Regions from separate parts of the Mus musculus genome. Here region 1 is linked to region 2. A link is a loop called in an ENCODE intact Hi-C map of the cell type or tissue named here. Cell type or tissue: heart. All regions are shown on one strand.

Evidence for each region. Peaks named below come from ENCODE experiments on the same cell type or tissue, not always from the same donor. Only the 100,000 strongest peaks of a DNase experiment are listed, where the experiment ranks them.
Region 1: it touches region 2 in a loop (6-fold over the local background); 13 of 42 quality-filtered maps call a loop at or near these places.

Annotation. Positions count from the first base shown.
Region 1 is chr9:88,521,786-88,524,285 of GRCm38, forward strand. Snhg5 (small nucleolar RNA host gene 5) reads right to left here and starts at 1,112. Exons shown (of 5, transcript NR_040721.1): 1 at 699-1,112; 2 at 522-596; 3 at 133-190. LOC115487267 (a small nucleolar RNA gene) reads right to left here and starts at 83; the gene lies at 12-83. In heart, a CTCF peak has its summit at 1,522; a DNase peak (open chromatin) is centred at 1,256; H3K4me3 peaks cover 2,194 bases; H3K27ac peaks cover 1,851 bases.
Region 2 is chr9:88,437,757-88,440,256 of GRCm38, forward strand. Snx14 (sorting nexin 14) reads right to left here and starts at 1,173. Exons shown (of 29, transcript NM_001359958.2): 1 at 912-1,173. The coding sequence starts at 1,051. In heart, no CTCF peak of the experiment used is centred here; a DNase peak (open chromatin) is centred at 1,245; H3K4me3 peaks cover 2,386 bases; H3K27ac peaks cover 1,738 bases.

The DNA.
Region 1 (2,500 bases), 84 kb after region 2:
TGCAATGGTCCATCTCAGAAGCCAGATCCGTAATTATGGTTTTTCAACAGGAATTCAGGTTCGGGATAGGATCATCATAGACTAGACCAACGACAGTAAGCTCAGCAGAAAACAAAACAGAGCACCACTCACATGCACTTCTGCTGTAGGATCTTCACACGCAGGCTGGCATCTCACTGGTCAGCATTCACTACAGAAAGAGGTACCATGACATGCTATGAGTAAGAACTGCATTAACAAGACTACCACTTAAACACAATGGTCTTCTCTCAGAAGCTGCATTTATCTTCAGGTCATCATCTTCGGGATGTATTTCATCACTGTTCTGACCCGGTATGTCTCACAACTGTTTGTACAATCAATTTGTACACCATGCATTCACAACAGTCACTCCAAATTGCAAAGGCCAGAGTAGTTTGGCCAGGACTACTTCACAATACATTTCCAGGAACCCGGATTCTTACTTCACAACGGTATGTTTGCATGCTTACAAGGGAAAAAATCTAGGCTTCAATACACACCCTTTAAAACGGTCATGTTTTAAGCATGTTTCTTTCATTTATCAATTCTCTCAGATGCTTTGGGCTCCCCTCCATCTAATATAATGAAAAATCAAAAAACAAAATTTAAGCATCACACATCACTTCCTATTGCACTATAACAATATTCTTAAAATATAGAAGCTGCATCGCCTTTACCTTGGTTTCTTCTTGTAGCTGCTTTGAAGACGCGAAGAACAATGGCGCCATTGTCCTTGTGAACGTGCATATAATAGGATGTCTCTTTCGGTGACTCTAGTACCTTCGGAACAGCACAAAAGGCTGCAAACCCTGCTGTAAAAACCTACCCACGCGGGGACTCAGGAACTAGAACGCATGCGGCCTTCAGTCAGGCCGCTTAGTACGAATCTCACTGGGGCCCAGACTCCAATCCCGAAATATCATTAGCTGCTGCGCACTTCTCCGAGGAAGTTTACACCAGTACCCTAAGTTCAAGTCTCAGAAGCCTCCAAATCCTCGTTGCACCCCTATATTTCACTTGGTCATCCGACTGTAACTCACTCACCGACAAGACAAAGAATATCTTAGGCTCCGTCGTAAAAGAACGAGCCCGGTTCACCGCAGCTCCTTTTATAGTCTCCTTTGTGCGAGATCGAGGCTGCCCCTCCCTCTGTCACTGATTGGACGCGAGAGTACGTGGGGGCGTGGCTTTTCATGAAGCAACGCGTGGGAGCGCGCGCCTTGGACCTCTTTTTTTTTTTACAGGCCATTCCGGGGCGTGGTGCGCGCCGCCCGCCCGCCGCCGCGTGCATCTCCGTTGCTGCGCGCGCTCCCGCTGGCTCGCCGCCACCGGTCTCTTCCGAGTCTGGCGGGGTGGCTCAGCTCGACGTGGCGTGGGAGTGGCGCCAGAATTCAAACGAACTGCCGCAGTTGGAGGCGAGGTCACCGCCTGCTTCGAGCCTAGTCGACACGGACGGTCGGCGGCAGGGAGTGGCCTTGACTTCGCCGCGCAGGCAGCTTTGAGCGCCGCTGGTGGAGAAGCTTGGTTGCTACGGTGGCCAGCGCTGCGCTTGTGTATTCAGCGGGGCAGCCGAAGGGACCTGGGAGGACAGAATTACGCGGGTGAAAACCGAAAAGCTCTCCGTTTATCCTTCCTGCATTCTGGGGGTGCCGCTGGTCTGCAGACAGCCATGCTGTCCAGTGCAGGCTTATCCAACGCCTGCTTGGGCGCTCAACCAGGTCCAACACCAGATTCCCCCGCCCCCCCAAGTCTCCCACTCCGGGAAACAGACACTAGTGACAGTTATACTGTCAGAATGCTGAGAAGTTAAACATTCCGTTTCACAGAGGAGAAAGCAAGTCAAAAGCCGCCAGTTGGCCTAAGGTCACATAGCTATCCTTTGCTATTTTTTAAGTTTCTCCCTTCTAAATTATCTGCAGAAAAAAACTTAAGACTTCAAAGGTCAAATATATAATTCAAAGTAATTTAAATGTATGGATACACACATTTGGATATTTTAGCACTTGGAAGCTCGGGTCTTTATTTTGTAGCATTTTTTACTAATTATGTGTGCATTTGCTGTCAGTTTACATTAACAGTTATCCTCTGATCACCATACTTATAGACTGTGGCATGCATGCCCTCACACACATCATGCACACATGTGATAGTAATGGTAATAAGTGAATAAAAGCCGTTTGGGTAAGAACATCACATAAGGTTTGCCATAGAAAGAAGGTAGGGAATAGAATCACATGGTAAAAGCTTGTCACAGCATCTGGTTAAGGACTGTGCCTCTGGGCTACATTTCAAGCCTGTGGTCTTAATTTGGTTCTTTTTAAATCTATGTGCCCAGGTACACACATGCATGCAGAGGCTGAAGGGCAGCCTTAGGTGTTATCCTCGCAAGCACCATTTATTCCCTTTTGAGATAGGGCCTCTTACTGATCTGGAGCTCAGGAATCAGGCTAGACTGGCTGAGCACAAGTCTAGGAGATCC
Region 2 (2,500 bases):
CTACAATCAAGCACCTCATCATCACAAGCCGGGCACTTTTTCTGTAAGACAGTAATTCATAGTAATTACTATCTGTTAATCTATCGCTTAAGCCCCAATTCTACAAAGCCACCAAGATGGCAGAAACGAGAGAGAGAGAGAGAGAGAGAGAGAGAGAGCGAGAAATGAAGGAAAACAACAAAACTGTTGTCAGAATCACAGGAAATAGCCTTAGTGAAACTACTAAGTCAAATCTCTTGTGTATGTTTCTCACTGTTATTCTTGCAAATGAATTACTTCAAAATAAAAGGCGACTGCTTGTTCAAAACAGAGAAAAGAATGTGACGATGTTTTTAAGTACACATCTTTTCTACTATCACTGCACCCATACTACTTCTGGAAATATAAAACACAACAAGCTTCAGGGGCGGAGACTTCTGACCTCAAAATGTCAATTTAACTACAGATCTTGAAAAAAAAGAAAAACCAGAATATTGTAGAGTTGCGATGGGTACTACACTGCTTTCTGACTTTGGGTCAAAAACCAGTATTTTAAAGAGACGAAATTGTGGTTGCAAAGGTGTGTGCCGGTGTGAGGGCGTACTGTTGCGAGAGAAGGCTTCCCCAAGAGGAGAGGCTGCGACAGAACCTTGAAGCCACCTCCCTCCGATCACCTTTACTGAACTGAGGTGGCATTACAGATTGTAATTGTAAAACAGACGATAAAGGCTCGTCATTGAGAAATGGTCAAAAAGGAGAGGTTGAGAGCCAGGTAACCACGAAGGCTGCGTGGTCCCGGGCCCGCACCCGTCCGCATATCCGGGAGCAACCTGGGCCGCCCTTCCCGAGACCGCGGTGCAGAGTGCGCTCCTGCCCGCCGCCCAGCAGCCTGCGGGCTCTCGAGCGGCCGCCGCGGGGCCAACAGCAGGTACCTGTTGAGGAGCAGCGAGGCGACGCTGAGGCAGAGCAGCAGAAAGCAGAACAGCGGATACTGACGGCAAATCTCGCGCCCCACGTCCAGCCGCAGCCGCTGCTTCAGCCTCCCGCAGATCGTCCGCACCCAAGACCCCATCTCAGTCCACGCAGGGGAGGACGTGCCGCCCTCAGAGGCAGAGGCGGAGGGCACCCCCAAACCCCGGCGGCGGAGCCACATTGCCACCCACCACCCAGCTTCACAGCTAGACTCAGCCGCACAAGGCCCCGCCCCGCAACCCTCGCCGCGCGTGCGCAACCAACGCCCCAACCACACGCAAGGCCGCCCCAAGGCCGCCGCCACCATCCCGCGGGAGGACTGGGGAGCGCTCGGACTGACGTTCTGGCGCGGCCACCCACTTTCCTTATCCGGAAGTCCAGGGAAACCTAGAATGCAGACTGGCAGAAGAGTGTGGGAAAGCTAATTGCACAGCAGCCGCGTGCGGCTCCTGGAGCCCTCTGGGAAATGTAGTCCATACAGCGGACCCTGCCGCCTCAACCTCTCGGATTCTCGTTGCCACACCTAAGGGAGAGGAGGAAAGGACGCCTTCAAGTCCGCTTTTTAAAAGGGGATCAAGCTGGGGCGTATGACAACCTACCCGCCCGCCACCCACCCGCAATCCACCTCCGAAAGAAAGTCATGTTAGCCACGTAACCAACAACGAGGGAGTCACCTCACCCCGCGATCTTAACCATAACCCAGCGTGTGACGACAGCAGGCTTGGAATCTGGATAGTCCCTTTTAGAATTTCATTCAGCATTTTGTAGGAGCTAAAACTCAGGCATGTAAAGCGTTTGAATTTACCCTACAAACATTACCCTTAGAGCGTAAGCTATTCTAGTTTCAACTACAGCATAATCACATCGCTGAGACAAGCAAGATCCTGCTCGGGATCGCTTCTTAGCGAAAACAGAATTTCATGCTATTCTGACACTGGCAGTTTCCATCAAGCCACCTCTCTCCCCTAGACAGGGAAACAGAACTCCTTGTTTTCTCAAGTGTATGTGCAGCTTCATTAATATTTTCAATATTCTGAAAAGGTGGGTGATCCTTAGTGGCTCATTTCCTTTACAGGATGTACCATCCTTTCTTCCCATTACAGCTGTTAGAAATTCAGGTCTTTGTCCTTAAATTTACATGTATTCCTAATTTCTTCAGAACCAACTTTAATACAACGTGTACCAAAGAACATTAAATACACACTAGCAGTATCTTTAGATGACAGTAACATTTCCACTCATGAAGTGTGCATCTGTCACCAAATTCTTTATATATATATATTCTTTATATACTCATGTGAAGTTTCAAGGTACACACTTAACATTCACTTTTGTAATTTTACACTGTTAACTCCACAAAGAGCACGGTAAATCCCAACAGGGATCAGTAGTCTGGACACAGCAAATACACACTCTCAAACAAATCACAGGACCAAAGGGCTGTAACCCAGTAATAATGTTTACCAAACGTGTAGGGTTTGATACCGAGATTTGCAAAATAGCCTTCCCTTACTGAAATAGACTGGGGCTAATAATGAAATAGAAACCG